Regions from separate parts of the Homo sapiens genome. Here region 1 is linked to region 2. Evidence: chromatin contacts called from ENCODE Hi-C or POLR2A ChIA-PET data. All regions are on one chromosome and are shown on one strand. Each heading gives the region's core, a stretch centred on a gene start or an enhancer-like site at or near the end of the contact. The rest is flanking DNA. Distances are from core to core; before and after follow the strand shown.

What was found. Hi-C counts contacts between places; a loop is a spot of excess contacts on that map. ChIA-PET counts read pairs that join two places held with the same protein, here RNA polymerase II (POLR2A). Pooled maps may share reads with other maps.
Region 1: a map of Calu3 shows a loop between it and region 2 (5-fold over the local background). The contact joins two enhancer-like sites. A Hi-C loop is called at or near these places in 1 of 168 maps with a recorded cell type or tissue (Calu3) and 2 of 50 pooled maps. POLR2A ChIA-PET finds 5 or more read pairs at or near these places in 3 of 52 experiments (AG04449, OCI-LY7 and PC-9).

What each region holds. Positions count from the first base shown.
Region 1 is chr1:218,819,642-218,825,641 of GRCh38, reverse strand. No RefSeq gene overlaps it. Among named protein-coding and RNA genes, the nearest start is that of LINC01710, 96 kb to the left of the region's middle. Within about 2 kb of position 2,126, at least 2 of the 41 ENCODE cell types and tissues checked have a DNase peak (open chromatin) inside an H3K27ac peak, as active enhancers do.
Region 2 is chr1:218,704,018-218,710,496 of GRCh38, reverse strand. The region is part of intron 3 of LOC105372924 (a long non-coding RNA gene); the gene reads left to right. Among named protein-coding and RNA genes, the nearest start is that of LINC02869, 200 kb to the right of the region's middle. Within about 2 kb of position 4,461, at least 9 of the 41 ENCODE cell types and tissues checked have a DNase peak (open chromatin) inside an H3K27ac peak, as active enhancers do.

The DNA.
Region 1 (6,000 bases), core at 877-3,376, 120 kb before region 2:
CCCAGGTCTGGCTGGGGGTTTCTCAATCACTAGTGTTGAATGTCGTGAAAAGGAGTTCAGATCTGATTTTCTAAATCGGTGCTGGCATAGACTGATCACGTACAAATGGGAGAGAAAAGTATATAATGGTTGGAGCAATCAAGTCAATTTTATCTATGGAACAGCCTCTGATAGCATTAGTTATTACTTGGACTATGTCACACATGTGACTGTTATCTGCAGTTTCTGTCCCAATATAACTATTATTTCAGGTAGACTGCTATATACAATATCACACAATTGATAGATTATGAGTTAGAGATGTAATCTAATTTGCAGTTTGATACATTAGCTTGACCACAGTATTTATGGATATGACATGGCAGGACTAGAAGGAGAAAAAAAACAATGAGAAGGCTGTTAAAATGGTACAGAACCCATACCCCAGCCACCAAAAAAAAGCTGAGGACTTGAACTATGATGAGGGCAGGAAAGATGGGGAGAGAAACATATGTAGCAAACAGATGCTGGTGGACTGTCTTTGTCCATTATGGCAGCTACAACAAAATACTTTAGACGGGGTCATTTACAAACAGCACACATTTATTTCTTGTATTTGTAGAAGCTTGGAAGTCCAAGGTCAATGCACCTGCAGATCCAGTGTCTGGTGAGGACCTATTATTCATAGATACTGCCTTCTAGCTGTGTACTCACATGACAGGAGGGGCAAACAAGCTTCCTCAGGCCCCTTTTATAAGGGCACTAAACCCATTCATTGGGATAGAACCCTCATGACCTAAACACCTCCCAAAGGCCCCACTGTTTAATATTATTGCCTTGGGGTTAGGTTTCAACATATGAATTGGGGGGGGGACACAAACATTCACAAAATAATCATGAACCTGGTGATTATTTTGATGTGAAAGTTGGGAGAAAAGAAGAAATAAAAATAATCAATAAATATGATTATATAGGGATATATATGATGCTATGCCATCTTAATATGCAGTAATCTCCAAGTATGTAAATTCTAAATAAATCCCAAGTCTTTATAGATTCAACCTAGATAAATATCCTTTTATTTGTAGTATGCTAGGTTTGGCAATTACTCTAGGAAACACAGATTTTTAAAAAATGTATACTTTGAATACATCAGGTAAACCCATTGTTATTATTTAAAAAGCAACAACTTTAATGGTGAAAAGTAGAGATTGACATGAATATGCTTATATTGGGACAATGACCCCTACCTTGGGTATGTGAAGCATGGTCTTCACCTGATGGTCAACATCCACAATTCTTCACAATTGACCATGTCACACATTCCAAATAAACAAGCCCCAGAATTCTAAGGAATTTGGATGAGGGCACATTTGATGCACTGAATTATGTCCACCCAAGATGCATATGTTGAAATTCTAACCCCTAATATGTCAGAATGTGACTATATTTGAAAACAGGGTCTATAAACACATAATTTAGATAAAATTAGATCATGAAGACTAGCCCTTGTCCAATATGATTGATGTCCTTGTAAGAAGAAATCTAGGCGCACAAGCAGTTACAGAGAAACGACCATCTGAAGACACAGGGAGAAGATAGCCATCTAAGCCAAGGAAAGAGGCCCTCAGAAGAAAGCCATCCTGCCAACACCTTGATCTTGGACTTTTAGCTTCCAGGACTGTGAGAAAGTAGATGTCTATTGTTTAGGCCACTCAGTTTGTGGTGCATTGTTACAGCAGCCCTAGCAAACAAATATAGGGCACAGCTCATAGGTGGTCTAGAGTCGTCTGGCACTCTTGCTAGTCTGACGCCAAAACCTGTGTTCTTCTTACCTTAATCTTCAAAGAGCTGTAACTGAGCCTCTCTCTACTCTCTACCCAAGAGAACAGTGAGTATTGGCTGAATCATCATGGCTTCCATTCTCTAATTAAGGGACGTGTAAGTGCCAAGAGTTTTCCATCCAGTAGAGGAACAGCTACTCTACACTGATTATGATCTTTTAATTTATGATGACAATGATTAGGACGGAGAGAAAGTTTTTTAAGTGCTATACTATATTAGGGGAATAAAAAGGGAATTGCACAACAGTGTTTCAAAGCTTTGAACTCTAGCTTCCATAGATGACTGAGGACTTACTCAAAAGCTAAGAATGGTATTTTTGGATTGCTTTACTGAGAAACAGAGAGAGAGAGAGAGAATGCTACTTGATACAGAAAAAGCTTTGCAATGAACTAAAGGAAGAAAGGAACTAGCTAAGTTAGATATTAACTTAAACCACATCAATGTGGCTAAGCCTGAGGTTCTTCTACTATGCAATGCAGGTCACATTTCTTATATAGACACAGGATTTTTGCATTCTTTTATCATGATGTGATGATTTTGCCTAACTGTGGAAGTTGCTAAGCCAATACTAAGAACAGCACAAATCAACTTATTCTATTTGTTCTAAGATTTTTCCTTTGTAATATATGAATTTCCTATAAGCTAGAATTTATAAAATGGACTGAAAGTCACCTCCATACTTTTCCCATTTTCAGAACCCTATTCTACTAGAGTAATTCTTTTATAATAGTTATTTAGGAATTATCAGTTAAATCATGTTACATAGATATTTATGAATTTTTTTTTACTTGGTTTGGGTGAACATCTATTTTCTCACTTATTAGCCTGATGGGGATAGCATTGAATCTATAAATTACTTTGGGCAGTAAGGCCATTTTCGTGATATTGATTCTCCTATCCGTGAGCAGGGAATGTTTTTCCATTTGTTTGTGTCCTCTTTTATTTCCTTGAGCAATGGTTTGTAGTTCTCCTTGAAGAGGTCCGTCACATCCCTTGTAAGTTGGATTCGTAAGTATTTTATTCTCTTTGTAGTAATTGTGAATGGGAGCTCACTCATGATTTGGCTCTCTGTTTGTCTGTTATTGGTGTATAGGAATGCTTGTGATTTTTGCACATTGATTTTGTATCCTGAGACTTTGCTGAAGTTGCTTATCAGCTTAAGGAGATTTTAGGCTGAGAAGTTGGGGTTTTCTAAATATACAACATGTCATCTGCAAACAGAGAAAATTTGAGTTCCTCTTTTCCTAATTGAATGCCCTTATTTCTTTCTCTTGCCTGATTGCCCTGGCCAGAACTTCCAATACTATGTTGAATGGGAGTGGTGAGAGAGGGCATCCTTGTCTTATGCCAGTTTTCAAAGGGAATGCTTCCAGTTTTTGCCCGTTTTGTATGATATTGGCTGTGGGTTTGTCATAAATACCTCTTATTATTTTGAGATATGTTCCATTAATACCTAGTTTATTGAGTGTGTTTAGCATGAAGGAGTGTTGAATTTTATCGAAGGCCTTTTCTGCATCTTCATGTGGTTTTTGTCATTGGTTCTGTTTATGTGATGGACCACGTTTATTGATTTGTGTATGTTGAATCAGCTTTGCATCCCAAGGATGAAGCCGATTTGATCATGGTGGATAAACTTTTTGATGTGCTGCTGGATTCGGTTTGCCAGTATTTTATTGAGGATTTTTGTGTCTATGTTCATCAGAAATATTGGCCTCAAATTTTCTTTTTTTGTTGTGTCTCTGACAGATTTTGATATCAGGCTAATGCTGGCCTCATAAAATGAGTTAGGGAGGATTCCCTCTCTTTCTATTGACTGGAATAGTTTCAGAACGAATGGTACCAGCTCCTCTTTGTACCTCTGGTAGAATTCAGCTGCGAATCCATCCGGTTCTAGGCATTTTTTGGTTGGCAGACTATTAATTATTGCCTTAATTTCAGAACCTGTTATTGGTCTATTCAGAGATTCGACTTCTTCCTGGTTTAGTCTTGGGAGAGTGTATGTGTCCAGGAATTTATCCATTTCTTCTAGATTTTCTAGTTTATTTGCGTAGAGGTGTTTATAGTATTCTCTAACGATAGTTTGTATTTCTGTGGGATCGGTGGTGATATCCCCTTTATCATTTTTTATTGTGTCTATTTGATTCTTCTCTCTTTTCTTCTTTATTAGTCTGTCTATGGGTCCATCTATTTTGCTGATCTCTTCAAAAAACCAGCTCCTGGATTCATTGATTTCCTAATGGGTTTTTTGTGACTCTATCTCCTTTAGTTCTGCTCTGATCTTAGTTATTTCTTGTCTTCTGCTAGCTTTTGAATTTGTTTGCTCTTGCTTCTCTAGTTTTTTTAATTGTATAGTTAGGGTGTTGATTTTAGATCTTTCCTGCTTTCTCTTATGGGCATTTAGTGCTATAAATTTCCCTCTACACACTGCTTTAAATGTGCCCCACAGATTCTGGTACGTTGTGTCTTTGTTCTCATTTGTTTCAAAGAACATCTTTATTTCTGCCTTCATTTCGTTATTTACCCAGTAGTCATTCAGGAGCAAGTTGTTCAGTTTCCATGTAGTTGTGTGGTTTTGAGTGAGTTTCTTAATCCTGAGTTCTAATTTGATTGCATTGTGGTCTGAGAGACAGTTCATTGTGATTTTTGTTCTTTTGCATTTGCTGAGGAGTATTTTACTTTCAATTATGTGGTCAATTTTAGAATAAGTGCAATGTGGTGCTGAGAAGAATGTATATTCTGTTGATTTGGAGTGGAGAGTTCTGTAGATGTCTATTAGGTCTGCTTGGTCCAGAACTGAGTTCAAGTCCTAGATATCATTGTTAATTTTCTGTCTCATTGATCCATCTAATATTTGTGTCCTCTCTTATTTCCTTGAGCAGTGATTTGTAGTTCTCCTTGAAGAGGTCCTTCATGTTCCTTTTAACTTGTATTCCTAGGTACTTTATTTTCTTCGTAGCAATTGTGAATGGGAGTTCACTCATGATTTGGCTCTCTCCTTGTCTATTATTGGTGTATAAGAATGCTTGTGATTTTTGCACATGAATTGTGTAGCCTGAGACTTTGCTGAAGTTGTTTACCAGCTTAAGGAGTTTTTGGGCTAAGACGATGGGGTTTTCGAAATATACAATCATGTCATCTGCAAACAGAGACAATTTGATTTCCTCTCTTCCTATTTGAATACATTTTATTTCTTTCTCTTGCCCAATTGCCCTGGCCAGAACTTCCAATACTATGTTGAATAGGAGTGGTGAGAGAGGGCATCCTTGTCTTATGCCAATTTTCAAAGGGAATGCTTCCAGCTTTTACCCATTCAGTATGATATTGGCTATGGATTTGTCATAAATAGCTCTTATTATTTTGAGATATGTTCCATCAATATGTAGTTTATTGAGTGTTTTTAGCATGAAGGGTGTTGAATTTTATCGATGGCCTTTTCTGCATCTATTGAGACAATCATGCAGTTTTTGTCGTTGGTTCTGTTTATGTGATGGATTACGTTTATTGATTTGCTTATGTTGAACGAGACTTGCATCACAGGGATGAAGCCCACTTTAATGTGGTGGATAAGCTTTTTGATGTGCTGCTGGATTTGTTGCAGCATTTTTTACAATAGCAAAGACTTGGAATCAAGCCAAATACCTATCAATGAGAGACTGGATAAAGAAAATGTGGCACATATACACCACGGAATACTACGGAGCCATAAAAAAAGAATGAATTCATGTCCTTTGCAGGGATATGGATGAAGCTGGAAACCATCATTCTCCACAAACTAACACAGGAACAGAAAACTGAACACTGCATGTTCTCACTCATAAGTGGGAGTTGAACAATAAGAACACATGGACACAGGGAGGGGAACATCATACACCGGGGCCTGTCAGGGGGTGGGGGGCAAGGGGAGGGAGAGTATTAGGACAAATACCTAATGCATGCATGGCTTAAAACTTAGATGACGTGTTAATAGGTGCAGCAAACCACCATGACACATGTATACCTATGTAACAAATTTGCACGTTCAGCACATGTATTCCAGAATTTAAAGTAAAATAATTTTTTAAAAAGTGACATGAAACAAATGCAAAAAACGATAGTTTCAGTCATGCAAATTTCTAAGCTATCTCTGCTTATAAGAATGACAAGTATAGGAAGGAAATCTGCATTTGCTGAGAGCCT
Region 2 (6,479 bases), core at 3,212-5,711:
CTCGCAGGTACTTTCAAAGTACCTTCGAATATTCCCAATATTGGAAAGCTATTTTCTGTCATTCCTCTGACTCATTTTGATGAATTTCTTGTGAGTCCCTCTGCAGACCCTAAGAACGTGCCATTCACCTCCAGTTTCTTGCTGTTGGGGTTACCCCCACCCTTCTTTGTGACCTTCTTGGGAAAGACCCAGGTTGAGCCCACACTGGCTCTTCTCTTACCTGGCCTTCCTCTAGGCCTTAGGAACACTGACACATCTCTTACGTCAGCAAACTCTGTGAGGGTCGGCCAATCTTAGTGCAGCTCCTCTACCCTGCTGTCATGGTGTCTGTAGCTTGGTCAGCTGTGACTTGCATATCAGTTGTCTATGTCTCTCAATTTAGAGAGCTCTCAGAGATGAATTCTCACTGGGCTTGAAATGAAAGAGGTATCTCATATGAAGAGGTGACAACATGAAGAAGAGTTACTGCCACACACACACACATGTGCACACACACACACACCCCCAACCTCTTTAAAAAAATCCTTCCCCTCTTCACAGTCACAACTTCTCCATAACCCCATCCTTTTAAAAACCTTCACCTGTCAGGAGAATCCAAGAGTGGTTAGAACTGGCTCTCTGTCCTTTACTTTGTAAATTCTGCATGGCATAATCTGGCACTGGAATCCACCTTTAATTTACCTTGGTGGCTCACTGGAAACAGCTTGAAAATTTTACAGATAATATATGGCCTAGAGAGGTCAAGGATCCTATGGAGAGATCCTATTTGAGAAGACAGACCAAACAGTTCAGAGACAGAAACAAAGACTTGCCTCTATCTGACATCTTCTGGGGCCCTAGATCTAGCACTTACTTGGAACTGTAAGTGCCTCTATGACCTCTCATATAATAACCCTATTTAGCCTCTGTTGATTTGCATTAGGTTTCTATTACTTTTGACTGGAAGGAATCCTTCTTAATGCCCCCATTCTTTTCCACATAGCCTATGAGCCAGGTCAACCAGACCCATCTCTGACTTCTGAATTTACCCCATGCTTTCCTCTCTCCACTTTTTTGTTTCAATATTTCCTTTTCAGGGAATACTCACTCCCTTCACTCCACTGCATATAGCCCCTTATGCAGCAGAGAGGAATAATTACTACTTTCATGCTTGTACATGAGTGGGGAACTCATGTGCACACACCAAGCAAAATAATGGGTAGATGACTGCCTTTGCCTTATAGGAACAGGGAATGCTTATCTCAGTGGTAGTTGGTTCTTTGTATAGCAAAAGAGCTTACCAGGCTGTTCTGTTAAAAGTTGAGGCCACTAGCCAGGCGTGGTGGCTCACACCTGTAATCCCAGCACTTTGGGAGGCTGAGGCAGGTGGATCACCTGAGGTCAGGAGTTCGAGACCAGCCTGGCCAAAATGGCGAAACCCTGTCTCTATGAGAAATACAAAATTAGCAGGGTGTGGTGGCGCACACCTGTAATCTCAGCTACTTGGGAGACTGAAGCAGGAGGATCGCTTGAACCTGGGAGGCGGAGGTTGCAGTGAACCGAGATTGTGCCACTGAACTCCAGCCTGGGTGACAAAGAGAGACTCCATCTCAAAAAAAAAAAAAAAAAATTGAGGCCACTGAGTCTGGTCTGGGAGGAGAGTATTAAAAACATGAGAAACCAAATTGTTTTGCATTTAAAATGGGATAGAAATCTAGGAGTTAGCTGCTGAGAAGTAGAGAAAAAAATTGAGTCCAAAGGAAGAAGTTTCTGAAAGACAAGTGAAAGATGTAGCAGGAACTCCTAGTTCTTCACCAACATTTATTCTCACCTTCTTTTGTAGTAAAGGAAATTGGGATAAACGAGTGGCCACCTGTGTTGGTACTACATTTCCCAGACTCCTTGAGGTTAGTTTGGTCTTATGACTGAATTCTCACCCAGGGAATGTGAGCAAAAGTAGGGTGTGCCGCTCCTGAGCCAGAGCCATAGACAGTAGGCAATATCTTCCCCTTTCATACTGGATGTAACCACTGGGGTGTGCCAGCCTTGGCCATGTAAACAATACAAGACACAGAGACCAGCAAAGCAACAACTCACTAACAGCCAGGTCCCTGAATGATTATATGGAGCAGAACCAAAGGCTAGCCTGGAAACCTTAATTCAGACTGCTATGTGAAAAAGAAAGTTTTTTAGTTCTTCGAGTCATAACATCAGGAGACATTTTACTTTTTATTACATCAGCCTTCTCTAACTCTAGCTGTGGCCCCAGATTAATGACAAGTGGCATCCTAAATAGAAAGGCTAGTAAGATATCTCCTGTGGCTGAGAAGACCACAGAAATTGGATGAGGAATATATTTAGTAGCCCATTCTCACACTGATATAAGGAAATACCTGAAACTGGGTAATTTATAAAGAAAAGAGGTTTAATTGGCTCCTGGTTCTGCTGGTTGCACAGGCTTCTGCTTCTGGGAGGCTGCGGGAAACTTATAATCATGGCAGAAGGCTAAGGGGACGTAAGCACGTCTTTGTATGGCCAGCAGCAGATAAGAGGTAAGGGGGAGGTGCTATACACTATTAAAGAAGCAGATCTCGGAGAACTCTATCACAAGAACAGCAAGGGAGAAGTCCACCCCCATGATTCAGTCACTTCTCACCAGGCCCCTCATTCAACACTGGGAATTAAAATTCGACATGAGATACCATGTCAATATATGGTATAAAATCTAAGATGTTGCCACTTCTGTGCCATGTTGCAACTCTTCTTGGTGGCCTTAAAATCTGAATGTTGAACAGCTTTATATCAGTGGTATCTTGAGAAACTGAGAACCACATTGATGTAGGGCTGGAAAAAAATTGCTTGAGAAGATGAGACACAGAAGAGACTGAGAAGTCAGTGGAAGCGAGACATTATAGGTAATGGTGATCAAAGGACACATAGACCCTTAAAGACCTCTGAGGTATGCTGAGGAAGGGTACTAGACCTTGTACTATATGCAAGATGGGGATTCAAGACAGTTTTCTCAATTCTTGAAAAATAGCCTCAGAATGTTGGGAGATGAGATCAGACAGATGACAGACACTTAAATTACATCCTTCCCTGTCATTTAAATCCTCCTTGCATTTCAGCCTTCAATTCAAATGTCACTTCCTTCATAAAGTGGCACAAAATGTGGCATCTGGACTCTTGGATCAGCATGAAAGGGGATACTTTGGGGGTTTTCTACCAAGTTCCATGGACAGGATGCCTGGTCTGTAATGGGTAGCCCTACACGGCAAATATGGCATTCAGCTTTGCATCATTATAAATTAAAAATGCAATTTATGAAACGAGTCTTTTGCTAAGGATAGGTTGGTTTATGAAGTACCATCATGGCCTATCATCAGAAGGTCTCAAAATGGCCATGCCTTTATCTTATTATTTTCTTTCAGTATAAATTTGAACTTTCATTGTACCAATGGGTATAATAAATACCTCCCATCTGAGGGTGTACTAGCCTAAATCAGTGTCAGAAAGATGACCTCAAATTCCTAGAGCCTCTACCATAGATGTGAAATTCTAAATACAAAGTTTCTGGGTTTTTTTCCCCCCCTTTCAGGAAAGAACTCCCATTTCACTTTCCTCAGCAGTGGAATAAGTGGCTCAAAACAGCAACTACTGATGAAAACTCAATTTCCAAATACATTCCATGGCTTATTTGTGGACGGAAATGTTCTTTACCTTTTGAACTTTCAGATAGCTGGCAAAAGTAAATGCGCAAGCCTTTTTTTGTTGTTGTTAATTAAACAGGAAAAAATATCACACCCTGGCTTGGCTAGTAACCAAAGTCAGGGGTTTCTGAAGAATCACTTCACAGATGGGAGGCTGGATGACAGATACAAAGACCAGGCATGGTGCTCATAAAGGTGACACTCTTGGTATCTTCCTAGAAACCAGCAGAAGCCAGAGCTTCTGGAAGGGAGTGATGAGGAGGAGTGTAAACGATTCATTTACTCTGTGTATCATAACCTTGCACCTTATTGACTATAAATCAGAATCGTTTGAAAAATCACCACATCCCTTTTCTGTCTGGGCCTGTGAAATTGCTTCCTTTAATCCAGCAGAGAGATGCCTGTGGTTTCAGAGCTCTGGGATGTTCCATTCCATGTGCCACATGCATGTGGTTAGTTAATGACCTGGGTGTCTACTGAGGTTTGTGACCACGGATTGTTGCAAAGCTCTACCTGACTCCATTCTTCTCCTGGAGAAGATGAGAACATTCTTACCATATTAGTCATGCCAAGCCTCCACTTTTTTTGAATACACAGGAAATGTTTCTCTCCAACAGCACATAATTTGGCCAATAGCAGCTTCCTAGGTTCGGAGCAACTTCACCACCTATCATGAGTTCTCCAAGATAAAGTTTGTAGTAACAGTTTTAGCGGTGGAAATGTCACCAAGTTGCATAAACTCAAGACATGCTTTGGCATTCAGTCACTCTGCAAATATTTATTGAACAGAGTTCACTGGGGTCAATAGGATGAAGTGGATAGCAGTTATTTCTCCTCCCTAGAATTTCCCCATGACACACACCAAGTCACACAGGCACTATTTTGTTCTTAAAGGAGTATTTTAATATTGAATTATGGGCAGCAGTGCGAGCAGCACCACTCTTCTTATATTAAAGAGATGAAGATTAGAATGGCCACAAAGTTGGACATGAGATCCAGATGGTGCTATTTGGGGGCTGAAATGTACCCCCATGGCATCAGGACAAACAACTGCCAAAGCCAAGCTCCCAGTGCTAATGAATTTGTAAACAAGATCATGCACAGTCCTCCTAATTAATATTTTGTCATTTGGAACCTGACTATAGCCTGCCAGACAGGAAATCCAAGTCTGAAGCCATCTACATAATTCAAAAGAGCCAGTTAAAAAAACAGAAGGTAGAGGAAAGAGGTGTCATAGTCCACACAAAGCCAGTCAGTTTGTTACTGGGTAAAAATTGGTGAGTCATCTGTGACGGTCAGTTTTAGGTGTCAACTTGGCCAGGCTATGGTACCCAGTTATTCAGGCAGACACTAATCGAGGTGATGCTATAAAGCTATATGGTAGATATGATGCTGTAAATGTATTTGGTAGTCATCTACACTCAAGTTGACTTTATGTGAATGAAATTATCCTAGATTTTCTGGGTGGAAATGATCCAATTAGTTGAAAGGCCTTAAGAACAGCACTGAGGTCTCTCTGAAGAAGTTCTACCTGTGGACTGGAGCATCAGCTCCTGCTCAGGAGTTTCTAGCTTGCTCTATGGATTTAGAACTTGGAAATTTTTCTGTTTTGTTCACTATTGTATCCCTAGTACCGGCCCAATAGGCAATCCATTAATATCTATTGAATGAATGAATACATGAGCTTAATTCCATGGTAAAGTCAGCCAAGTATGTGAGGTGGTATTATTTAGATAAAACAGTTGACGTCCTAAATTTTAATTTTCTGCCAGTTTCCCCCGCTCTCACACACACACACACAGATACTCTCTCAAATGTACTCACTTGTGATCAAACCTTGTTCAGTCTTTCTCCCCCTCTACTTTTCTGCACAGTGGACATATTGGTCACATTTTCCCTATTGAGAACCTCTCTTCTTTCATAATTCTGTGCTGCTCATCCAACAAACTCCATCTCTACAGTTACCTTTTCTATGAATTATTCTAAGATTTCCTTAATAGAAGTTGTCTTGGTATCTCCTGAAAGCCTCAAAGCATGTGTCATCTCTGCTGTTCATGGGACACATAGCATTGATTGCCTCCTTCTGCAACTACATATCTAATAGATTGCTGCAAAAGTAATTGCAGCTTTTGCATTAAAAGTAGTGGCAAAACTGCAATGACTTTTGCACCAACCTAATAAACGCCAATGCATTCTGAGGAGATCATCTGTGCCCTATGCATTCCTGACTCCCTGCAGCAGCTGGCACAGTGTTCCATAATGGCAGATTTCTAATTCATATTTGCTGGAGAAATGAGTAGATATATATCCTTAGTTACCTGCTTTTTCAGTGAAATGAAGGAAGAAGAGTAAAAAGAATCAAGATGCTGAAAAAACTGAGAAACAGAGAGAGGAGAGCAAAGCAACACAAGGCTTTCATATTCTGACCTGCTCAGCCTCATCTCCTTAGCCTATCACCTCATGTACCAGAGTCTTTTTTGACAATGGGGTTTCCATTCTAAGAAGGTATTCTGTTTTTGTCTCTAAAATATTATAAATGGGAAGAATTAGGAAAGAAAGATTGAAATTTGATTTTACTTTTCTTATCCATACTTGTTTTGCATCGTAGCATTTATCACCATCTGTGGTATATTTATCGGTACATTGTCTTTCCTACTGGACTATAACATCTTTGGAAGTGATGACTTAGTATATTTGTTCACCACAAATTCCCCAATGCCTAGAACAATATCTAGAATAAATAAGGGCTCACTAGGTATTTTGAATGAATGAATAAAATTATTTAACCAA